5 separate regions of the Mus musculus genome follow, and all the other regions are linked to region 4. A link is a loop called in an ENCODE intact Hi-C map of the cell type or tissue named here. Cell type or tissue: left cerebral cortex. All regions are shown on one strand.

Region 1 (5,000 bases), 1.7 Mb before region 4:
CTAATCATTTGACTAAATGATGCAACTTGACACTCTCCAGAAGACGGAGTCAGATCTCCTTATGGATGGTTGTGAGCCACCATGTGGTTGCTGGGATTTGAACTCAGGACCTTTGGAAGAACAGTCAATGATCTTACCCACTGAGCCATCTCTCCAGCCCATACTTTTGGTTTTTTGAGACAGTGTTTCTCTGTGTAGCCCTGGCTGTCCTGAAACTTAGTCTGTGGAGCAGGCTGGCCTTAAATTCACAGAGATCTGCCTGCTTTTGTTGCCTGGATGCTTGGATTAAAGGTGTGCACCACCCCAGCCCAACAATGAAAATTTTAAGCAGTCATTAACAGTCTCCCAAACAAAAAAGTCCAGGACTAGATGGGTTTAGTGCAGAATTCTTTCAGACCTTCAAAAAAGATCTAATACCAATACTCTTCAAACTATTCCACAAAATAGAAACAGAAGGAACACTACCCAATTCATTCTATGAAGTCATAGTTACACTGCTTATTTTCCCTTGGAAATGAAATGGTTTCTATCTAAGCAGGAACTTTTCACAATTTCCTTTCATAGAGGACTTCATAAAGAATTTCTTCTACTTCTATCATATTTAATGTTACAAATAGATTTTTTTAAATGTGGTTTAGTGCATATTACTTTTAGCTTCAGAAGACATTATGTATACTTAAGAGGCATTTAACTATTATAAATTATTTTGATGACTTAAAAATATCAATATTGAGTTGTATATTTTAAAATAAATTTTATTAGTTTAATAAAAAAGAAAAAAGGATGCAACTTGAATATGTATGAATATGAATCAGATTTTAATTACTGTAACAGGATATAGCAATGATAGATTTCTTCTAATCAAAATGAGCCCTTGCTGAGTTTAAAATAAATGAATGAATAAAGGCAAAAAAAATTAGACAACTTAAAAATTTCGCAACCAGAAATTAAAATGAAGCAATATTTTTTCAAAAGTTTGTCCACAAAGCAAGAATGAATGAATGAATGAATGAATGAATGAATAAGCTAGTAATGTTTACTACTAGATGTCCCTCCACTCCCCCAAGACAAGTTCCTGGCTGTCCTGGAATTCCCTCTGAAGACTATATTTTCCTAGACCCCAGAGATTCACCTACCTCTGCCTTCAGAATGCTGGGATTAAAGGTATGCACCACCATGCCTGACACTATTGAATTTTAGTGAATCTTTATGGAAGAACCTATAGCAATACGTCTCAAGCCATTCCATGTATAAAAAGGGAAGCAACACTACCATTTTCATTCAGTGATACTAGTGTTACTCTGGTGGTAAACCACATAAGGCAAACACTATATACCAATATTGGCGTTGAAAAAACAGGAAAGTTCAGCCGGGCGGTGGTGGGGCACGCCTTTAATCCCAGCACTTGAGAGGCAGAGGCAGGTAGATTTCTGAGTTTGAGGCCAGCCTGGTCTACAAAGTGAGTTCCAAAACAGCCAGGGCTATACAGAGAAACCCTATCTCAAAAAAACAAAACAAAAAACAAACAAACAAATAAAACCCAAACAAAAAGAAAAAAAATACAGGAAAGTTCAAATGAAATGTAAGTCCTTAAGGATGATACTATGCAATGGAGAGGTGGCAATAGATAAATAAATAAATAAATAAATAAATAAATATCACTGCTATAAAGAAAAGGTGGGGTGTGCTATAAAGTCAGAAGTGCAGACTCTCCTGGACTCTATCTTGTCAAGTAGTAAGACAGACTAATACTTTCCTAATGTTCATCATCTTCCTCCACTAATCAACTCGCATAGTTCACTAAAACAAGCACTAGCCATATCAGAGAAAGTATTCAATTCTTATTAGTTCGCATGTGTTTACCTTTCAAGTTTGAAAAGGACTGTCTATTCAGTCCAGTATTTGGACATGCAAATTTTAATCTAGTATTTAAACATAGTGTTTCTCATATAAGAATTTAAAACTTCTAAACTAAAAGCAATGGTTGTTTCCAGTTCCAATCTCCTTTAAGTACATGTTTTCAGTATCTCTTTACAGTTTCTAGAAAGGCTATAACGTGTACTTCTGTGTGTGTGAATGTATAAATTTTTATTTTGTGATCATTTTCTCTGTTAAAACTAATGACACCTCCACCCCCCACTCCACCCCACCCTCCCCCCCCCCCACCAAAAAAAAAAAAAAACCCACTGTGGCCCATCTATATGCATATGTCTGTAATCTCTACTAACTGGGAAGCCCTGGGTAAAGGATTTCAAGTCCAAAGCTTAGTTTGGCAATTTAGTGAGACCCAGTCTCATAAAAATAAAGACAAGGGAGAGAGTGAGGGAGGGAGGGAGGGAGGGAGGGAGGGAGGGAGGGAGGGAGGGAGGGAGGGAGGGAGGGAGGGAAGGGAAGGAAAATTTGAAAGCTGAGAAGGTAGCTTAGTAGTATATACGCTTGCCAGAATATTCCCAACAAAACACACACGCATGAGATAAAGAGAGGGGAGGGGAAGTTTTCCTTTCTCGCAGTTAAAGTCCTTTACGTTATTTTCCCCTTTCTTCTCTTTCATTCATTCCATGCAAACAAACAAACAAAAACAAAAGTTAAATTTAAAACCTCTATCTCCGCTTACCAGCAGAGAGCGCTGGAGCCGTGTGCGACACAGGAGACTCTCATTCTCCAAATAATAACTGCCTTAAACCAGGCAGTAAGTTTGTCTCCTTCGGGCACCCGTCGCGGACAAGCGTCTCAGCAACGGATGCGTGGGTGAGAATTGCCCGCTCGGAGGCGGAAGCGGAAGTATCTGTGACCGGCGAGTAGGAAGTAGCGCTTCCGGGAGTGGAGATGGCCGCGCTGGCCCCTCTGCCGCCGCTGCCCGCGCAGTTTAAGAGCATACAGCACCATTTGAGAACGGCGCAGGAGCATGACAAGCGGGACCCCGTGGTGGCCTACTACTGTGAGTCCCTCCGAGTCCCCGTTCTCCCGCCCGGTTGCGCCCCGCGCCTCCCTCCGCTCTTGAGGCCCGCCCCGCCCCCTGGCTTCAGACCTGAGCCTTGACCTCTGGCTCGGCCAGGAGGACCCCAAGTACTAGACTCCCTCCACACCCGGACCCCCGTCTCTCCAGCTTAGAGCCTCGGACACGCCTCCCGGCTGTTCTTTCTTCTGGGAATGAGAACCTCGATAGTCATAGGTTTCCCAGAGATGGGTGGGAAGGGAGACTAACAGAAAACATAACGAAAGCTGTGCATTAATCACGAGAGCTTTCAGGTCCCTTCCGAAACTCAGACGGTTCAGTGGACAGTGGCTACTACTGAAAATTTGAATTTGACTGTTCTTGACTTGTTTTCCGTACTCCTCATTACCACCAGTAAGAATTTGGAGTCATCCTTTAGCTATCCTGAAAGTTAAGAAGTTTAATGCCAATATTCCTAGTTTGAGATGTATATACTACTGAAGAGGACACAGTTTGAACTCCGTTCAGACATGCAGAGTTGGTGAAGTGGATAGGACTAGTAGTTTTATGTAAACTATGATTTGAATATTATACTCCTATCTTTGTTGCAAGAAATGACTGTACTCTGAGTTTCTAAAGAACTTTCAGAATACAGAAATGATGTGTCCTCTGTTGTGGACATTGTTAGCAAAAATCTGGACCAAGTCAAGCCTTCCCTTGTGGACATGTATGTACCTCATTTCTCAAATGTGCATGGATGTCCCCCTACCACCACCAATAATTGCCATTCTCCACTTGATTTATGATCTGAATTCCCACCTCTTCTGCAAGCCACTCGGTGGCTATACTTCATTTTTATAAAAATCATACCAGTATTGTTCCCACCATTCTTGTTCTTTTGATGATCTTCAAACATATCCTAATTATTGAGCCTTTTTACCTATTGACGAGCATTCCTAAGTACTGGGAAAAAAAAACTAAAACCCAGCTCCTGTGGTCCTAGGACTACTGAGAGGAGGGGCGTTTGAACAGTACGCATTTTATAATTTCAGGAACGGGCATAGAAGTGCCACAGTACTGTAGAGGGGACCTCATTTTCCTGTGTTCAGAAACACATTGCTCAGTTGACAATGGAAGCCAGACCTTTGTGCACAATTGCTGAAGAATATACCTTTAAAAGGAACAAAAGTCTGAAGGTCCACAGAGAAGTTTAAAAGAGGAGGAGTGAGGATTTGGAGAGTATAGAGCCAGAGAGAAGTTGGATACAACAAAGAGGCTGGCTCTGGACTGTGAACCAGGGCCCTTTGTTTCCCTCTAAGCCAATCCTTATTCATGAACCTGTAACTGTGCACCTTTGTCACTACCCAGGATCTTTTCCTTCCTGTGTCATTGTGGTCATTCCTGCCCTTTGTTCTAAGCTTGATTCCCCTGTTTTCTTTGTTTAAAACAACAAGAACCAACCAAACAAACAAACAAAAACAAGAGAAGTGCTTCTCATGTCAGTCCCCTAAAATTAAGCCTTACAGCTTCCTGTCATAGGTAAACTTGAAATGGGAGTCCACGCTTGTCCTCACCTTTTTGCCTGCTGTCATCTGGTTTTTATGGGTGTTTCTATTTCAGTAGCATCCCTTCTCCCTAGTCATGAATGGGCATTTTTATGACAAAGTCAGTATGGCTGTACTGCAGTTTCTGTTATGAGACCTGCATGATATCCATACAGAATTTAAGGAGCGACAGGAGGTATGCATGTACTCACATTTGATGTTACTGAAGTTTTAATTTTTGCTAACTTGGTGGCCCTGGATGCTGTCTCTTTGAAGTGATATTTGCAATTCTCTGAGACTTAATGAGGTTCAACATCTATTCACATGCTAATTAAGCAAGTGCTTTTCTTTTTAACTGCCTTTTGTTGCTTTTGCCCAGGCTTCTATTGAAATGTCACTTCCTAATAATATATACTAATCCTTTGTTGCATGAATTGCAGCTATTTTCTCCCAGTTCACAGTCTGGTTTTTCTTCAAGAAGTCTTTTTTTCCAAAATGCTTGATATAAATTGTCTGTCAGT
Region 2 (5,000 bases), 490 kb before region 4:
ACAGCAACAACAACACAGAGAGAGAGGGAGAGGGAGGGAGAGAGAAAGAACAGATGGACAGATGGACAGAAAGGAAAGTGCAACTATACTATACTCACTATATAATATATGTATGTATATAGATGGACAGATGGACAGAAAGGAAAGTGCAACTATACTATACTCACTATATATGTATGTATACACACACTCACTCACTCACTCACTCACTCACTCACTATACTCATTCTCTTCAACCAGCTTTAAATAAATCTAGTTATTTATTTAAATGATGTCTAAATTAGGGTTTCATTGCTATGAAGAGACACCATGACCAAGACAAGACTTAAAGCATTTCATTGGGGCTGGCTTACAGGTTAGAGAGAGGTTCAGTCCATTATCATCAGGACAGGAAGCACAGCAGTTTCTAGGCAGGCATGGTGCAGGAGGAGTCCAGAGTTCTACATCTCCATCCAAAGACAGTCAGGCGGGACTCCTCTGCACTGGGCATATGACCTCAAAGTCCACCCCAGCAGGAACACACTTCCTCCAGAGAGGCCACATCACCTAATAGTGCCTCTTCTCATGGGCTAAGCATATTCAAACCACCATAAATGGTTAAATGTGTACATAGAAATTGTGTCCATCTTTCCTCTCATTCTGTGAAACCAGCTGTCTGGATCCATAATGTTTCCAACTTAAGCGGAAACATCACTATCCACCTATGGCTATTCTGAGAAACCGGGTTTCACAGGACGGCCTTCCTTTAATGTCTCCATCCAAAAGAACGACCTTACATTTTCTAGCCCTTGTCAGCATATATCCTATGTGCCCTACTTACCTTCGTGATGTTTAGAAGTGAAGACCACATATTTGGCACCAGAGGCCTGGAGAATATCTGCCCACTGGTTTGCATTAAAATACTTGGCTGTAAATAGCACTACAAAATCTTCATACTTAAAACCAGGAGCATAATTATTGTTCATAAAGTCCACAAACTGGGGTTTCTTCTCCTTTTGCCAATACCACCTGTGGCAGAAAAAAGAAAGAGCACATGACCACACAAACACAGATGCTTAAAGTAATTCCTGGCTTTACCCAGCCTAGTATGAAGAATATGCACAGATTCTCTCCGCTTCTCTCTGTCCTGGTGGGTTTGCATTAAGGACAGCTTATGCAAACTGAATCTCTGGCCATATTCTCTGTCTTTTCCTTTGTGTAGTCCTCCTGTAACCCAGCCACCGATTCTCCAAATTCCCCACTTTAAGTCATGATATCATCTTTGCCTTCACACACTAGCTCACTGTGGAACTTAAGTGGCTAAGATTTCAAGACAAGACGACATACCTAAAACATAACTTGCATCGGTCCTAGTCAGTAACAGAAAACATTTTGGGTAGATAGGGAGAAACATTTCCAAGGGCCGGGCAGTTCCCACAGTTGGCACGGCCTTTGCCTGCCTGAGATTAGATTCAAAGCCCTCACAGGCAGCAAGCAGCTTGTCGTCTATCAGACCCAAAGTCACATGCCTACTTCAGAAACATCCCTCACCGCAACCCATGCTGGCTGGTGGATCAGACAGATAATGGGATCTCCTAGTGAAGAGAGAAGCTGGCTTTCAGGTTAGCGATAGTTAAAGAGTGAACAAGTTTGTGTTGCCTGTCTACCGTCATGTGACTATGAAGATACTGTGGGGTAATATATCTCTATTATTGCCCCTTTGCTCTGCTTTGGGTTTTTGATGCTTTAGCATTCAAGGATCTTCACGTCATAGCTGAACCAGGAAGCATTTATTGTAAATTTTCTGATTTTCTTTTTAATTACATGTGTGCGTGTGTGTAGGCGTGTGCATGTGAGGGGGGGGCTTTGGGAGCACGAACCCCCCCCCCCGGAACCAGAATGACCAGATGGTTGTGAGCCTCCCAGGGCGGGTGTGAGGAGTCAGACTAAGGTCCTCTACAAGAGCAGTGTCTTAGTTAAGAGTCTTACTGCTGTGAACAGACATCATGACCAGGGCAGCTCTTATAAGGACAACATTTAATTGGGGCTGGCTTACAGGTTCAGAGGTTCTGTTCATTATCATCAAGGTAGAAAGCATTGCATGGTACAGGAGGAGCTGAGAGCTCTACATCTTCATCTGAAGGCTGCTAGCAGAATACTGGCTTCCAGGTAGCTAGGATGAGGGTCTTAAATCCCACACCCACAGTGACACACCTATTCTAACACGGCCACACTTTCTAATAGTGCCACTCCCTGGGCCGAGCATATACAAATCACAAGCAGTATGGGCCCTTAACCAGTGAGAAATTTCACCAGCCCTTTTGAAAATTCTTCAAATTCTGGGACTGGTACTCCCTCAATCACGCAGGCATTGCCACTGCTATAGGGAGGCCCACCTGCAGAGTGCCTAAGAACTCCGGTGTGAGTTTGTGTGTGTGTGTGTGTGTGTGTGTGTGTGTGTGTGAGAGAGAGAGAGAGAGAGAGAGAGAGAGAGAGAGACAGAGAGACAGAGAGAGAGAGACAGAGAGAGAGAGACAGACAGAGACAGAGACAGACAGAGACAGAGACAGACAGAGACAGAGAGAGACAGAGACTGCCACTGTCTGGGGTGACATAAAGCCCAGTGTGAGTGTGTGTGTGTGTGTGTGTGTGTGTGTGTGTGTGCGCCCGCGCGCGCGCGCGCCCGCGTCCGTGCCCGAGCCCTTTGGGCAAAGGTATGCACTTACCAGAACCATTCACTACCAAAGCTGGGCACGGAGAACACTCCCCAGTGGATAAAGATGCCGAACTTGGCCTGGTCGAACCAGGCTGGCAGCGGGCGTCTGTCCAGAGATTCCCAAGTGGGGTCATAGCTAAGGGCTCTCGTGACCCCCCAAGGCCTCAGGAGCGGCAGCAGCAGCAGCGGCAGAAGCATCAGGAACCCCAGGCGCATGCGCGCCAGCCTGGGATCCTCGGGGGAACCGCCAGTCACCAGGGAAGCCGGGAACCTTCTCTGTCAGCCGCAGAAGCTGCCTAGCGCTGGCCTTCCGGCTTCTGCTAAGTGTACCCTGCTCCTGTCACCTGACCCAGACCGGTTTGGTCAGATGACTACTGTGATCTGGAGTAGGGAGTGGCCAGGAGTTTTAATGAGCTCTGGTTACTTAAGGACCCCAAGAAGGTTGCATTACTCAGGTGCACAACCAAGGAAGTCAGTTTTTGCCCACCCTCCTCATTTTTAACAGCCCTTGGCTCTGTTTCCCAGTCAGATCTGATCTACTTAGCCAAGACGCCCGGTTTGTCTGCTGTGAGACAAAAACCTAAAGGATGGTCTTTGACCCACGACCTCCCTCCCCAAGGACTCCTAACAGAAAACTCTCAAGAGGTCACCTCGACCACCAGGCCCTGGTGGCTTTATGTGTCAGAGCTGTCTGCCCTACCGTGGGACTGGAGCCTGAGACAGGAACTTCGTGGGCTGCTCAGGGCTTTTGAGGAAGCTCCCATGGCTCTCAGCCTTTGGGTCTGCCTCTGCCATCCTCGAATTTGTAGCCGATGAAATCCCAAAGTTTGGGTTCAGCCAATCTGGGTTCGGGTCCAAGATTTTACATTTCTACTCAGGCTCTTGTTATTTCTGACTTTGGTTGTTGGTGGAACAAACTTTTCTGAGAAACTGCGTTAGGAAATAAGGCAATCTTAGTTGAATGAATGTTTAAGAAGTTTGTATAGAAGGAGGGTTTGGGAACCTGCTGGGGTGGCTGAGTGCTTGCCTAGAATGCAATAAAACCAGAGTAGTGGTCAACACAGCAGTGTGGAAACAGAAACAGGAGAATCAGAGTTCAAGGTCATCTTCGACTACATAGAGAGCTACATGAGACGCTGTCTCAAAAATCAGGAAGGAAAAAAAGGAGAGGAAGGAGGGTTGGAGGGAGGAAAGGAGGGAGGGAATGAAAGTACGATCTGGGAGCCGTAGTTCAGTAATAAATGTCCTAGAGCTGTGTGTGTGTGTGTGTGAGAGAGAGAGAGAGAGAGAGAGAGAGAGAGAGAGAGAGAGAGACGGAGACAGAGACAGAGAGACAGAGAGAGACAGAGAGACAGAGAGAGACAGAGAGACAGAGAGAGAGGAACCTTCAGGTAGACTTAAAGAAAAGGAGCCAGTCACTTAGAATAATCATCAAAGTTACATCTTCAGGAACTGTATCCTAAAGTTATTTAAATGCCATTGGCCTAAAGCCGGAATCTCTACTGCTTCCGCTTTGGCAAAACCCTTATCCTTTTGTGGTACATTTCAAATGCCACCTCCTCCAGGATGCTCTGTGCCATAACCACCCCTCCCCCAATAACATCCCACTTCCTCCCAAGTGCCTCCATAGGACACCGTATCCTAACCACTAACACAGGAGTCCACAGGTGGTTTCAGAGTTGGCTGGCTAGAGATCCCAATCGCCTTAGACTGTGAGTTCCTTAAGAACACTTACAATCTCTTCCTGGGTGCCATGCTTTTCAGGGCAGCAGAGCCTGGCACAGAGCAACACTTACAATGTGTTTTCTGGAGTTGTCAGTGTACTGCAGTTCTCCTTGCTGAATGAACCAAGACGGAAGTGACACTAAGTAACTGTTGCTTGTGGTTCCCTCTTCTGCACAGCTAGGAGCAACAGAAGCCACTGTCTCCCCACATGTGTCTCACCAGGACCCCAGCACCACCATAAGAGACCTGGCAGAAGCAACTTACAGAAAGAAAGGTTTCCTTTGACTTAATGTCACAGTGTGTCTGTTGTGGGAGTAAAGGAGGTGGCAGGGGCATGGCTCCTGGAAACACTGTATCCTCAGCCAGCAAGTGGACAGCCATTAATGCTCAGTTCATTATCTCCTTTTAATTTTTCTCTCAGACCTCAACCTACTGTATGGTACCACTCACAATTACCACAGGTTTCTCACTGCAGTGTTTTGAAGAATAGCCCCCATTGGGTCAAATGTTTGAATGCTTAGTCCACCGTCAGTGAAACTGCTTGAGATGTCTCAGGAAATGAGACCTTATTGGAGGAGAT
Region 3 (5,000 bases), 1.4 Mb before region 4:
CAAAAGAGTGTGTATTTAAAGGATGTGTATCAGAATGTGAGTGTGTGGCAGTTGAGCGAGGTGTATAATTGTGCTGGTTTTTATTTTGGGAACTTATCTGTCAATCTTTGCATGTTTACTCTTGTGATATATATGCTAAAGTATAGACAAGAAGAAAGCAAGCCAGAGCTGATTTTCCTGGCTCCAAATAGTCCAGGAAAGCTTTGCAACATTTAGTGATCAACACTTAAACCTAACAAAAATAAATTTTCTTAGATTATAGCATGATCTCATGCGAGGGTATCGATAAGCTAAAATCTCTTATGAGAAATGGATTCATGGAAATCCTGCATTTAAAATAAAAAACAAAACACAGTTTTTGATCACACAACTTATGATGTTTCCTTTCTGCCAAACTGCATGGTTCCTTGAATCGTTTTATAACAAATGAGAGGAAACATACAAATCCAAGGTCAAAACTATGCTCAGATTACATAGAACTTTAGCCCCCATCCAATACAAAGCACCAATTAGCTATCTTAGGAGTTCTACTGCTGTGAAGAGACACCAGGACCAAGGCAATTCGTATAAAGGAAAACATTTAATTGGGGCTGTCTTACAGTTTCACCAGTTTAGTCCATTATCATCATGGCAGGAAGCATGGAGGTGTGTAGACAGACATGGGGCTGGAGAAAGAGCTGAGAGGTCTACATCTTGGTCTGAAGGCAACAGGAAAAGACAGAGAGCCACTAGGCCTGACTTGATCATCCTCACAACCCAGCTCAGTGATATACTTCCTCCAACAAGGCCATACCCACTCTAACAAGGCCACACCCACTCTAACAAGGCCACACCCACTCTAAATACTGCCACTCCCTATGAGCCTACGGGGACTACTTTTATTCAAAGCTCCCTTGCTCTGCTCTCAGCTTTTCAAAGATGGGAGCAGACAATGTCCAGGTAGATGCTCTGCCTAACCTTGCATGCTTCTACCGGAGGCTGAGGGCAGTGAAGGTGTGTCTGTTACCGTGCTAAGTACACTCCAGCAGCTAAAGGAAGCTCCTTCCACCACCACCCACCATAGTTTTCAAATACATAATAATGCTTTGGGTCTATGGCTGTACATGAACTATGCTCAGCTCTCCAAGACTTAGTCCCATCACTCTTTACTTAATAGTAGTGTTTATAGAGGTAATTATCCCTAAACAAAACAATAAATACACTAGAGATTTCAGTGTAAGCCCTCGGAGTCCCTATACAAATACAAGGAAGCTTCAGGTCTTTGCCAACCACGGTTGGTACAGTCTTGACCCACAGGAGGCAGAAACAGGAATTGCACAAGGTCAAAGGCTGCCTGAACTGTACAGTGAGAGCCAGCATCACAGAAAACCAAACGACGTAAAACCCTCCAGGGAGGGATTTCAACTGTGTGTCGCCCACTTGAGGTGACTTTTTAAACAAATGACAGACATTTGCAGATGAAGAGGAGAACTTAAACAGGGAAACTTTTCATGAGACTTGTCGTTATTCCCTTTTGCTATAGAAAGTTCAAGACAAGAGGCTCGGCAATATGTCACCCAGGCTTCCACGGCATGTTCCAGATGCAAGGTTGCCTTATTGGGCTCAGCTTTGCACATAGGACTTCTCCTAAGATTTTCACTTTGTCCTTTTTGTAGTCTACAGTTTCTGACACTAGCATGACCTTTCTCTCTTCCTTTCTTAACACCTGCTTAAGTCACACTGGCTGTCACTGTGTCCCCCTCCCTGCCTATATGTCTGCCTCATTTCCTGGCATTCCCTCACACCCCGTGTGACCTTTGCTTTCATCACATTGTCATGTCCTTAGTGTCTAAAATTATTGAAAAAACCTCATTTACCCATGTACACTCTCTACTCTACCATTCTATAAATAGCATATGATTTGATAGTCTTGTCTTAGGATAATAAAAACAGTAATAATATGTCCAGCACAAAACAACTTCTGTAACTTGGAATACAGCCCTTGGTAAGGATGATCAAAACCCTATCTTCCATTTGAGTGCTGCAAAAAAACCAAAAGCCCTGCACTTCACGCCAAGTGCTTATGCTAGTGTTATAGTTAAGTAGTTCTCAACCTATAGGCAGTGAACCCCTTTGAAGGTCGAATGACCATTTCATAAGGGTCGCTTAAGACCATTAGAAAACAGATATTTGCATTATGATTCACAAGAGTCATAAAATTACAATTATGAAGTAGCAACACAAATAGTTCTATGGTTGGGAGGGTCACCACAACATGAGGACGTGTGTTAAAGTGTCACAGCCTTAGGAAGGTTGAGAACCACTGGTCTAGGATAGCCTTCATCTCCAACGGTTTGGTTTAACCACAGTGGCAAAGTCCCTTCTTCAGTGGTACTTTGCCCCAGAAACGACAGCGGATAAAATCCGGAGAAGCCTCGCTTGTCAGCAACCTGTCTTCCAATCCTTAATCAATGGGAAACGTCTGGTAGAGAAGATATTGCTTTAAAAGGACAGCAGTCTAGATAGCTAGAGACACCTGGGTTTGTTTCTTCAAAGGTTTGGGGAGCTCACTGTGAAACACGGACTGCATCCTTCCATTCCTGCCATGGCTATATGAGTCCACTGGGTGACGCCCTGCTCCCTCCTTCAGCTCCTTCAGCCTGAAGGCAAACCATCTAAAGACCAGGCACTCTCTGGATGGTTGGGCTGTCTCTGGTGAGGGCACGGACCTTGTCATTTCTCACGGAATAGTAAGAGGATTTCTTTTATAAGACAATGAAATGATACTATCCCTCACTTTGATTCTCTAAGTACTGTTAAAGTAATACTATAACAAACAGGATTCATCACCTCAAGGATATCAATTTCAGGCAGGCGACTGTAAATATTTACATCACCAGCAGATGGCACTGTCCTATTAACAATAGACTAACAGCCCTAGACCACAGCGTTCTGCATCAATCCTGCAAGGTTGGTGATGCTAGATACTGCACTGCTCAGCTCTTGCGTGGGGTCAGCCTTGAAATCTTTGATCAAACAGCCGAAATGTTTGCTCCGTGCTTTTGGTGAACGCGCATGGTAAATGAAGAAAAGAGAAATGTCCAACCTTCTCTTTAAATTTCATTTTGCCCTTCCCTACTTGCTTAAAATCACATTTCTGAGAGAAAATGTTGTACTGAAAGGAAGAGAAACAAAATACGGCTAAAACTCCTTTCTTTTTCCTTTTCTTTTTTTAAATTGAAATAGATTCTTATCTCATACAATAGATCCCAACAAAACAGTTTCCCCTCCCTTCACCCATCAAGGACCTACTCCCTTTCTTGATCCCTTCAGAAAAGACCAGGCCTCTAAGAGACAATGACCAAATATAACAAAACAAACTACCTCAGACAAGGCAAAAGGCCTCACAGTGAGGCTGAACAAAGCAACCCAATAGGAAGGTCCCAAAAGTAAGCAAAAACGTCAAGAGATACACCTGCTCCCACAGTTAGGGGTCTCATAAAAACAAGCTAACAGCTCCATCGCATACACAGAGGATCTGGTGCAGAGCCACACAGGCCCCAAGCTTGCCACTTCAGTCTCTCTGAGCCCTGCTTAGCTGATTCTGTGGACCACATTCTCCTGGTGTCCTGAATTCAGACCCTCTGACTCTTACAATCTTGCCTCTACTTCTTCCACTGGCTTCCCTGAGCTCTGAGGGGTGGGACATGATGGAGACCCCCAATTTAGATTCTCTCTCCACATACTGTGTCTGCATCCACTCCCACCCGCTGCCAGTGGATGCCTCTCTCATGATGCCTAGAAACGGCATAGACCTATGAGCACAGCAGAATCTTAAAAGGAAACATTTCTTGAGTTTTGTTTCTTTTCGTTTTATTGTTTATTTTTATTTCGTTTGGTTTTGGTTTTGGTTTTGGCAAGTCAAGTTGGGTTCTACCCTAGGTCTCTGGACTATCCAGTCTCCAATTCCTGACCAGTGTCCTTCACGGGGACCCTCTAGTGGAGTGGGCCTCAAACTAAATCAGACGTTAGATGGCCACTCCCAGGAGTTCTGGGCCACCCTTGCTCCAGCACATTTTGCAGGCAGGACAGATTATAGGTCAAAGGTTTTCCGGTTGGGTTGGTGTCCATATTTCTCTTTCAGTAACCTGAAGAGTACCCTCCCACAACAAAGAGACTAGAAAGTCAGGGAGAAGGTTCCATGGAGGAACCAGCTCGACCGCTCCGTGTTCACTGAGCTGTGTGAATGTTCAGTGCTGCTGTTGTGCTCAGCACTGGGGCCCTGCTGTCAGTTTGCAGAGAGCAGCCCTCTGTTTGTGCATCAGCCTCAGTTGTTTGGGAGTCTCCCTGGGACCCCCTCAGCCAACAACTAAGCCAAATGCAACCTGGTCCTGCCATAGTTTTTTATTTTGTTGGGTTTGTTTGTCTGTCTGTTTGTCTTTCAATGTGCTTTTATTTGGTTGCAGTTTGCTGGGGGTTTTGTTGTTGTTGCTGTTTGTTTTGGTTTGGTTTAGTTTTTCTTTTCTTTTCTTTTTTTTTTTTTTGGTGCTGTTTTATTTTGTTTGCTTGGTTGGGGGATTGTTTATTGTATTTTAGTTGAGAAAGAATTGAAAGTTGGGTGGATAGAGGGGGATGATATGGAAAAACTTGGGCGAGGGGAAGAATATAATCCAAAGACATATTTAAATTTAAATTTTGTTTTAAATAATAAAATATATAATAAATTTAAAATGTTTTTGATGATGTTGGAAATTGAGACCAGGGGCTTGGTAGAGGCTAGGTAAGCACTCACTACCACCTCCAATTAAATGATCTCCATTTAGTATTGATTTAGAAATAAGGTTCTCTTAAGTTATTCAGAATGGTTTCAAATCCACCATATAGGCCAGGCTGTCCTCAGAATTGCAGTCCCATTTCTTCAGTCTCCCAAGTAGCTGGAATTACATGTCCTTGCCACCAAAGTACCTTTGGCTTTGATTGTTCTATTCTAGCTCTATATGAGACTTTTTTGGGAAAAATAG
Region 4 (5,000 bases):
AGGGCTGGGACTTGTTCTTTGTTTTGTTTTGTTTTGTTTTGTTTGCTTATTTGTTTGTTTTTAATGATTGAGAACTGTATTTTCCTTGTCAAAGGTGTGCCAAGAGGCTGCAGAGCAGTCTCACAAGGAGCTTCCGACCCGTGACTGGGGATTGCACAAGGACCAGATCTCTCAGCGCCTCCTTCATGGGTCCTTGCACTTCTTCCCCAAGGGTGTGATAGTCCTGGGTCTGTACCACAGCTGGCCAAGGGACAGTATCAAGAGGCTGGCATCTATTCACAGCACTGCCAGTTGGGCCAGGTGTAGACCAAGAAATCAAACTCTCATTGGTTAGCACAGTTTGCTCTGTGTTGAGCCCTGAGGGTCGATCCTCATTGCCGAGCTCTATGACCCTCAAGAAAATGTCAGTACAGATGGCTCCGTGGGAGCAGAAGCCCGAGAAGAGCATAGGTGTCGTGGGATATCCATCTTGATGGCTTTGGACCTGTGCTTACCACTATGTGGACCTCCATGAAAGAAGGCAGACGCTTCTCTGGCTAAGCTCTGGAAAATAAGAGCACTCAAGTTCTTGAGGACACCCTGTTTAATGAACCAAAGTGTCACTGCTGGGCCTTCTAGAAGTGGCTATCAGGCATTCGTGAAGGACAACCCTGCCTCAGGGCGCCACACAGGCCACTCACATCAACATGGGCCCCTGCAACAGCACTTCAGCCTGCTTTCTTATGGACTCCAGGTCCACAAGCCAACTGACAGCACCACCCACAATGGGCGGGGCCCCACACACCTCATCACAGATTTACCTACAGGACAATCTTAAGGATACATTTCCTCTCAGTTTGGCAGTTCCTCAAAAAAAAAAAAAAAAAAAAGGACTGAGGACCGAGTTATACCACTGCTGGGTATATACCCAGAAGATGCTCCAACATATAACAAGGATACATGCTCCACTATGTTCATAGCAGCCTTATTTATAATAGCCAGAGGCTGGAAAGAACCCAGATGCCCCTCAACGGAGGAATGGATACAGAAAATGTGGTACATTTACACAATGGAGTACTACTCACCTATTAAAAATGATGAATTCATGAAATTCTTAGGCAAATGTGTTTGCCTACTGGTCTAATGTCATAACTTGCCCAAGTCTGCTGAGATTAAATGAGATCATACTATGTAAGTCATTGGAAGAGTGATACTTGACAAATCCTAGAAGATGTGATGGCTACCATTCTAGGACTTAGAACTTGCTTTTCTAGCTGTATAAAAACAGGCGCCAGAGACTGAAGAGCCTTTTAATCCATAGTAAGAAATAAGAAATGATAGCCAGGTGTGGCGGTACAGATCTGCAACCTCAGAGCTCAGGAGTCAAAGGCCGGAAGATTGGGAGTTCAAGACCAGAAACCAGGCAACCTAAGACTGTCTTAGAAAGCAGGGCCATAGTTGAGATGTCTTGAGCCTAGCATGATGGACGGGCCTATAATCTTAGGGCAGAAATTACGTAGCAAGGCCCGTTCTCAAAAAAAAAAAAAAAACACCAAGCTGAGCTTGGCGGCACGCCTTTAATCCCAGCACTCCGGAGGCAGAGGCAGGCAGATCTCTATGACTTTGAGGCCAGCCTGGTCTACATAGTCAAGTCTAGGACAGCCAGGACTCTGTTACACAGAGAAACCCTGTCTAGAAGAACCAAACCAGTCAAACAACAACATACGCAGTGGTCTATAACAGAAAAGGATGATGTGGGTTTATCTAATGGAAACTGGCCCGGTGTGCTGTGTGGTATAGAGCAGTTTCCAAGTTTAGGCAAAGAAACTTGATTCCTTGCTGAAGTCAGCAGGAGTCCTTTGTGCAGAGCGGTTCTAAAAAAGTAACTCCTATCCTATACTGCCCTCCAGTGGTCAACACAGACATTACTCTAAGAATGCCTGAAACAACTAAACGTATTAGGACAGCTTTTTAGCTTCTGAGATGCACTTCATTTTCTGATCCTTAAATGAGAATTGTCATTACAAAATTATTTCCTCCACCATGAGTGTTGCCACTCTAACTGATAAAGATTCATACAGCTTTGGTTTATGTAGATGAGATATTTCATGTGGTCTCATACTCCTTGGTACAAGCCTCTAAGGTTTTCATATTTCTACCTTTAATCCCAGCGCTCGGTAGACAGGCAGATGGAACTCTGTGTGTTCGAAGCCAGCCTGGTCTACAGAGAGAGTTCTAGGACAACCAAGGCTATGCAGAGAAACCCTGTCTCAAAAACCAAAACAAAGCAGCACAAAACACGTGTATCTTTAAAGTCTGAGATAAAAACTGATGAATTGAGCCAGATGTGGCAGTGCACACCTTCAGTCCTGGCAGAGGCAGGTGGATCTCTGTGGTTTCTAAGCCAGTGTAGTCTACATAGCAGGTTTCAAGCCAGCCAAGGCTACACCGTGAGATTGTATCTGGAAACAAACAAACCAAACCAAAGAACTACTACCTACCACAACAAAAAGTACTAAATTATCCCAATAGTATTTTCCCACATTAAATCTACTTGGGGGTGATTATATAGTTGAGATTTGGACTTTGCAGCTAGAATAACTGGCTGTAATCCAGACTTAGTTACTATTGAGAATCCAGGCTTAGCAATGTTCTGGTTGGCTTTCTAATGCTGTGATAAACACCATGACCAAAAGCAACATGAGGAGGGAAGGGTACATTCCCCATCCAGTTTATCGCCTACCATGGAGGTTAGGCAGGCATGGACTCAAGACAGGAACGTGAAGGTTATAAGTCAAGCAGAGAGAGTAGGCTTACACTCAGCTACCTTTCTGTATCTTTCTTTCTAAAGATGAATTCAAATGCTATTTGCTTATTATGTGTGTGTATGCTTTGCCTTCATGCATGAAGGTGCCCACAGCAGACAGAAGAGCCCGTCAGATCATCTGGAGTTATCGTAGGTTATAAGAAATCAAACCTAGCTGGGCGTGGTGGCGCACGCCTTTAATCCCAGCACTCGGCAGGCAGAGGCAGGTGGATTTCTGAGTTCGAGGCCAGCCTGGTCTATGAAGTGAGTTCCAGGACAGCCAAGGCTATACAGAGAAACCCTGTCTCAAAAAACAAAAACAAACAAACAAACAAAAAAATCAAACCTAGGACCTCTGGAAGAGCAACCAGTGTTCTTAACCACTGAGCCATCTCTCCAGCCCTCAACTACCTTTCTTATCCCTTCCAAGGCCACCTGCCTCGGGGTGGCACCGCCCACAATGGGTGTGGCCTCCTATATCAATAATTAAACAAGAAAATGCCCCCTTAGACTTACCTGCAGGCCAATCCGATGGAGGCATTGACACACTCCTCCTCCTCAAGGCTCCTCCTTCCTAGATGACATTAATTTGTGCTGTTGACAAAGCTCTAACTGGTGTATTGAATCATCATCATCATCATCCAGGACTAACTAATAATAGTAATACATGTTCAGATAATAATGATACAGTTCAGATAACAATAAAAATGCAATATAATAAATAATCCAGGCTTGGCTAGTAAGCTATATATAACTCTGGGCAAATACATTTCTCTGACTCTCGTGCATGTGTTAAATAGAAATTATGTAAGCTAGACAATGAAGTGCTGAGCACACAGGGGCTTCCCAGCGTTAGCTGAGACTGCTGTGACAGGACGATGCTCTCGGTGATCTGCCTCTCCTGCATTACCTGTCTTAGTGAGAGTGGAGACTGTGTGAAGCACACAGTCCACAGCAGATTTCCTGGACTAAGTCCCGTCTTTCCACACTGACCCTTCAGCTTTTATCGGATATGTTCGGATCTGCCAGACACTGTTCACGAAATAAATAAGCTAATAAAACAGAATAAAATCTTTGACTTTGCCATTTTACAAGACAAACCCTAGCCGGCTTAAGCAGCCTTTCACTAAATTACTAAGTCCCGCCTCAAATTTTGCAGTTCTGAATGGATGCACTCCTGAGTTTAGTGCAGTGGTTCGCAACCTTCCTGATGCTGTGACCCTTTAATGCCCTTCCTCATGTTGTGGTGACCCCAACCATAAAATTATAATCATTGATACTTTGTAACTGTAATTTTGCTTCTGTTATAAATCACAGTGTAAATATCTGTGTTTGTAGGTGACCCCTGTGAAAGGGTTGTTTGACCCCCCCCCTCAAGGGTTCGAAACCCACAGACAGGTTTCGAGCCACCGGTTTAGCACATGTGTCACTCGGCTCTGTAGCTCCAGGCCTGCCCTCTTTTTCTCTAGTGTAAGTGTCATTACCCCTCAGGCTTTCTTGCTGCAGCCTCCAAGGAGAGTTCACCTGAGCAACACTTTGGATTCTGTATCAAGTTTTCTGAAGCGGTGATTCACAGTGCAACTTTTCCTCTCTGAGGAGAGTGGGGTGGAGCCGAGCATTGGCATTGACATGTTAATTGCATGAACACTTACAAATGGTTCTCCTTCACTTTGCCTGTGTACTCTCAATGCAGCATCCACAGGGTCCCTCCAAAGTAGCAATTTAGCAGCTTTCCCGAAGTGACAGCTCATTTCACTCATTTTTGAGAAAATATCTGTCAGATACCGAAGTATCTATTATTTAATCTACCATCAGTCACTCGGGAAACGCAGTAAGGTGCTGTGAGTAAGGTTGCATTTCAGGGAATCTGTAGTCAAACTCTTCCCGTAATCAAAACCCGAGTTCATTAGCGTTTTCTCACCACAGTTAATATTTGCACAGATTACACAAAAGCAACATCAGTAAAAGTGACTGGGTGCGAGTCAGGACAATGGCATCGAGATTACAGCAGTGGTGGGAACACTCTGCCTCAGCTGCTCGGTGGAAACGGACAGAACTGTTTCCCTTCTGAGTGTCTGAGCTGTAAGGCAAGCAAAGGGATGTGCCTGTAAACCCAGCACGCAGGAGGCCGAGGCAAGAAGGCAATGAATTGGCAGTCACTGAGACCATCCTAGGCTACATACAGCATTTGGGGGTGGGGGGGGTCCTTGATAAA
Region 5 (5,000 bases), 180 kb before region 4:
GAGAGAGAGAGAGAAAGAAAAGGAAAGGGAAAGAAAAGAAAAGGAAAGAAAAGAAAAGAGAAAAAGAAAAGAAAGGAAAAGGAAAGAAAAGAGAAAAGAAAAGAAAAGGAAAGGAAAGAAAAAGAATAGAAAAGAGGTCTGGAGAAATAGCTCAGAGATTAAGAGCACTGACTGCTCTTCTAGAGGTCCTGAGTTCAATTCCCAGCAACCACATGGTGGCTCACAACCATTTATAATGGTATCGGTATCTGATGCCCTCTTCTACTGTGTCTGAAGAAACTATAGTGTACTCATATGCATTAAAAAAATAAATAAATAAATAAATAAATAAATCTTAAAGAAAGTACACCTTAAAAAAAGAAAAAGAAAAGAAACGAAAGGTCTTTAGGCTGGCTTGACACACTCCTTTAATCCCAGCACGCAGGAGGCAGAGGCAGGATGATCTCTGAGTTTGAGGATAACCTCATCTACAGAATGAGTACCACAGCCAGGGATACACAGAGGAAACCCTGTCTCAGGAAAAAAAAAAAAACAACAACCCATAAACAATCATAAATAAATGCATTTTCCAAATACACTGCTGGGCTATCACAGGTAGACAGGTTGCAGTAGTGCTGGGACAACTCTGCGGTGGTTTGGGATGTTAGCTGATGTCATTCTTAGCTTTGGGGTTGGTGGAAACAGTGGTTGCAAGAATACATGTCAAATGTTTTACCTAATAGCCAAAAGGTTGCCAGGTCAGACCCAGAGGAGGACAATGAGTTAGCTACTAAGGGGGTACTGAATATAGGCAACATTCCAACTTTCCACAATCATGAAGTTCTAATTAGTCATTTAAAATCTTCAACACAAATATGGCTTTTTCTTCTGGGAATTTTGGGTTGCAGTAAAAATGCTCATAAGGGCACCTAATAGCCCCTCTCTCACAGAGTCATAGTGGGGAAATTGGTTATTCAGGTAGAATGCCAAATCATTAATTCCCATAAACAAATATTTATTGGGTGTGTGTATCAAGAACTAGATCCAGTAGTAAATAAAACAGATTGAACTGAGCCTGGTGCTTCCCATATAAATCTTGCTTTCAAATAGCAAAGAATGATGGCTAGTTAGCATAAAGATATGTTAAACTATATATGTACTTTACAAAACATTTTCTCATGACAAAACGTGTGGTTCTGATCTAAACTATTTCCATTATTTTTCTTGTAGAAAAAGAACAGTAGCCCACAAACATTTACAATGATAATATTTGGCTATAATTATAGAGACATTTCAACAGAACTCAAGACATTGAAGAAAAAAAAAAAACCACTAGCAATTGGGAATGAGAAAGCAAGCGTCTACTGATAGAATGTTGGATTATTTCATCACGCTCCTCTCCAGCATCCGACGGAAATCTTCCTAAGAAATTACACTTAAAATCCTATTTGCTTAAGGCACCACAAAATATGTGAGCAACAACTTGGGGGATGGAGATGTAGTCACAGAAAACGTGTTAGGGTGCTCTCCGAGCATGCAGGAAGCCCTGGCTGGCTTCAGTCTTCAGCATCACACACATCGAATACGCCCAACACTAGCGTGATGCAAGTAGGAGGATACGTAGTTCAAGTTGGACAGAAGGCTGGGCTACATGAGACACTGTCTCAAAAAACAAAAACAAAAAACCACCTTGGGTTTTTATTAGTTTTCATCTTAAAAAAATATGCAATCATCAGAGCTTCGGAATTTATTTTATTACATCAAATGCCCCTAAAACCAATAATCTTAGTGTTGTGATCATAAAAAGAGAAAGAGCTATTACGATAAGTTCTGGCGGGGTCTGGGAGAAGGGGGTATAGAGTTTATTCAGGGCATGGAGAGGGGAGTTAAGAAAGTAGACGAGGCAGAGAAAGGCAGAGAGAAGGAGAGAGTAGTGAAGTAGAGGCGGGCCATGACACATGGAGCAAGGGGGGGAGGGAATGGGGAGCAAGAGGGCAAGAGGCAAAAGAAAGGCAAATGAGAGAGGATGGGAGAGGGGGAGACAAGCAGCCCCTTTTATAGGGCCAGGTCTACCTGGCTGTTGCCAGGTAACCGTGGGGCAGCGAATACCTGGCAATTGCCAGGTATCTGTGGGGGTGGAGTCCAGACAGAATACCAACACTTATGGACTGTGCTAAAGGTACGGTTGGGAGTTGTTCATCAAAAAGATGTAATACGAAAACCCTAAAGATGTTAGACTCTGCCTATTGAAGCTAGGCCTTGGTTGGACATTGCTAGGCAACTGATTCCCCTTAGGTCAAGAAGCCAGGGAAGGCCAGGGAGTGGTGGAGCACGCCTTTAATCTCGGGAGGCAGAGGCAGGCGGATTTCTGAGTTTGAGGCCAGCCTGGTCTACAGAGTGAGTTCCAGGACAGCCTAGGGCTACACAGAGAAACCCTGTCTCGAAAAACCAACCAACCAACCAACCAAACAACCAAACAACCAAACAAACAAACAAACATATTAAAAAAAAAAAAAAAGAAGAAGAAGAAGCCAGGGAAGTGACCACTTTCCTGTCATGAACCTGCACAGCCTTGGTCTTGTTTTCGTTTGTTTTTGATTGTTTTTGTTTTGTTTGTTCTGAGTTAAGCACAGGTAAGGAATATCTGAAGCCCCAGGTTGGAACCTGAAACTTGCCCTCAGGTAAGTAGGCTACTCCCTGCCGCCACCAACTCCAGCCAGAAAGCCCCGCCCACTGAAGGTCCTGCTAGCCCCACCTCCCGGAAGTCCCCGGGAAGGTTCTGTCACCGCGGGCTCACGCAACTTCCGGCTACAGCCTAGCGGCTCGCCGGCGATTGGCTCCTTGCCCCGCCATCGTGTGACGTGCTGCCCTAGCCCTGTGGACCCACGTGTGGAGCTGCCGGCAGGTACCGGGGAGCGGCGGTTCGGCTGCCGCGGTTCCGGAGAGGGTGTCCCTGCCTCATCATGGTGAGAAAACCGCGGTGCTCCGGGAGGGAGCCGCTCCCTGCGGCTGACTTAGGCCACTGGCCGCGTGGCTTGGTGCCCCGAGTCCTGTCACTCTCCCGGCACCAGTCACCTTCGTCACCCCCGGGGCACTTCGGAAGGAGAAAGAAGGTTTCCCTTTCGCCAAACGCCCGGAGTTTCCAGTCCTGAAGGCTTTGGGTAACTCCGTCCCTGTGACGCAGAAGCTCCGCCCCCTGCTTCCGGGGTTCACTTGGGCCACTGGGTAGCAACTCTGGTTAGACCCAGAGCTGAAGAGCAAATACGAATGTATCGAGGAGTAAATCATCTGAACCTTAGTTGTCTGTGCCCTAATCTTATTTACTACCTTGTAGATGAAGTGTCTGTCTATATTTTCTTGTGGCAGGCTCCTTGTCTTGTTGATAAAACTTTTCGGGGACCTTCCCAGAGCACCCATTAAGAGAGACTTCAGGCATTTGCTTTTGATTTGAAAATCCTGTTTGATTTTCCCTCTTACTGATTTACTTGCTAAGAGCGGAGAGTTTCTCACACTGCCCCACATATTCCCCAGCACCTTTGAACAAGTGTCTCAGAGTAGGTGCCTAGCCAGGGTTTGTTGGCGAAGGTAAGTATGGATCCTTCAGGAGACAGGGACTCCTGTCCTGTCTGGCTTAGGTGTACAAATCTGAAATATCTGTTCACCCTCCACATGCTTAACTGAGTGTACCTGTGGCTGTGGCGTTGCCCACTGTGTGGGGGTTCTGTTTTATTGACCTTTCCTGATTATTTTGTAGCCTCACAGAAAGAAAAAGCCCTTTATAGAGAAGAAGAAAGCTGTGTCTTTTCACCTGGTCCACCGGAGCCAGCGAGATCCTTTAGCCGCAGATGAAACTGCACCCCAGAGGGTTCTCTTGCCTACACAAAAGGTAGGTCCTGTTCTGGAGCCACTACGTTTTTAGGTGAATGGTAGTTTTGTAGTCCTGAACATGGAACCCAGGGAACTTAAGCATGCCGGGCATTCTCAGAAGTTGGTCCTCTTAAAAAAATAAAAAAAAGAGCTGTGACTCAGTTTCCAGTTTCTGTGCTGATGTTTGATGTTGTGTATTTATTTTGATTGACAGGCTAAAGCATCTTTGAGATTATTAAATAAAGAGATCTTATAGAATATTAGTCAAGTTCACTAGTTCACAGCCTCCATCTGCACAGTATTATTTAGGCTATGGCGGTATGCTCAGTCTCTGCTTTCTCTTGGGATTCCCCCATATTACAGTAGTCTTCCATTTGCCCCCTCGTCTCTCATGTCATGAAATACAGAACATCCAAGCTCATGGATAGCTTTGGCAATCCTAGAGGGGCCGTGAGTAGGTTGGTTTATGTTAGCATCACACTTGTTAAAGATGGATAATGGAAACATTTTGGGGGATGCTGGAAAGATGGCTCAGTGTTTAAGTACTTGCTGCTCTTGCAGAGGACCCAGGTTCGGTTCCCAGCACCCATATGTAGAGTCACAGCCATCTATAACAACTGTTCCGGGGGTTTTGCTACTCCCTTTTGTCCTCTGTGTGTATTAGCTGCACATACACACTCATTAAAAGTGTAAAAAAACGTTTTAAGTATTTCGAGGCATTTGCCTCCCTTTAACTTTTCCTTAAAGCCACCCATTACACCACTTCATGAAAAGCTTTCTTTGGGTATAAGTACAAGAAACTATACTTACTGTCAAAGCTTCCAAATCTTTTCTTCTAAGCCTCCAGTGACATTTTTTGAGTGTATGTTACATATATTTCTTACCTAGATTTGCCATGCAGAATTGTCTAGTTGAAAGACTCGTTCTCTATGCCCCAGTACAGGGGAACGCCAGGGCCAAAAAGGAGGAGTGGGTGGGTAGGGGAGTGGGGGTGGGTGGGTATGGGGGACTTTTGGTATAGCATTGGAAATGTAAATGAGCTAAATACCTAATAAAAAATTAAAAAAAAAAAAGAAAGAAAGACTCGTTCTCACTCGTGTTATGTGTATGTGCTCCTGCTTCACTTTGTCTTTGAGACCAGGTCTGCGTTTTTC

Evidence for each region. A loop is a pair of places that touch in the nucleus more often than their neighbours do. Peaks named below come from ENCODE experiments on the same cell type or tissue, not always from the same donor. Only the 100,000 strongest peaks of a DNase experiment are listed, where the experiment ranks them.
Region 1: a loop joins it to region 4, with 9 times the contacts of the local background. A loop is called at or near these places in 6 of 42 quality-filtered maps.
Region 2: it touches region 4 in a loop (4-fold over the local background); 3 of 42 quality-filtered maps call a loop at or near these places.
Region 3: a loop joins it to region 4, with 13 times the contacts of the local background. A loop is called at or near these places in 16 of 42 quality-filtered maps.
Region 5: a loop joins it to region 4, with 2.2 times the contacts of the local background. A loop is called at or near these places in 7 of 42 quality-filtered maps.

What each region holds. Positions count from the first base shown.
Region 1 is chr10:14,703,288-14,708,287 of GRCm38, reverse strand. Vta1 (vesicle (multivesicular body) trafficking 1) reads left to right here and starts at 2,799. Exons shown (of 8, transcript NM_025418.3): 1 at 2,799-2,938. The coding sequence starts at 2,827. It overlaps 1700016L04Rik (RIKEN cDNA 1700016L04 gene), which reads right to left and starts at 2,679. Exons shown (of 6, transcript NR_045824.1): 1 at 2,615-2,679. In left cerebral cortex, a CTCF peak has its summit at 2,629 (motif pointing right); a DNase peak (open chromatin) is centred at 2,721; H3K4me3 peaks cover 1,540 bases; H3K27ac peaks cover 562 bases.
Region 2 is chr10:13,499,079-13,504,078 of GRCm38, reverse strand. It overlaps Fuca2 (fucosidase, alpha-L- 2, plasma), which reads right to left and starts at 3,051. Exons shown (of 7, transcript NM_025799.5): 1 at 2,706-3,051; 2 at 821-1,008. The coding sequence starts at 2,911. In left cerebral cortex, no CTCF peak of the experiment used is centred here; DNase peaks (open chromatin) are centred at 1,558 and 2,911; H3K4me3 peaks cover 1,776 bases; H3K27ac peaks cover 681 bases.
Region 3 is chr10:14,389,077-14,394,076 of GRCm38, reverse strand. No RefSeq gene overlaps it. Among named protein-coding and RNA genes, the nearest start is that of Gm40603, 69 kb to the right of the region's middle. In left cerebral cortex, a CTCF peak has its summit at 2,647; DNase peaks (open chromatin) are centred at 2,646, 2,858 and 3,430; H3K27ac peaks cover 425 bases.
Region 4 is chr10:13,013,610-13,018,609 of GRCm38, reverse strand. No RefSeq gene overlaps it. Among named protein-coding and RNA genes, the nearest start is that of Sf3b5, 7.7 kb to the right of the region's middle. In left cerebral cortex, a CTCF peak has its summit at 1,900 (motif pointing left); a DNase peak (open chromatin) is centred at 1,883.
Region 5 is chr10:13,190,973-13,195,972 of GRCm38, reverse strand. It overlaps Ltv1 (LTV1 ribosome biogenesis factor), which reads left to right and starts at 2,836. Exons shown (of 11, transcript NM_181470.4): 1 at 2,836-2,945; 2 at 3,734-3,865. The coding sequence starts at 2,943. In left cerebral cortex, a CTCF peak has its summit at 2,775; DNase peaks (open chromatin) are centred at 2,781 and 3,122; H3K4me3 peaks cover 1,265 bases; H3K27ac peaks cover 476 bases.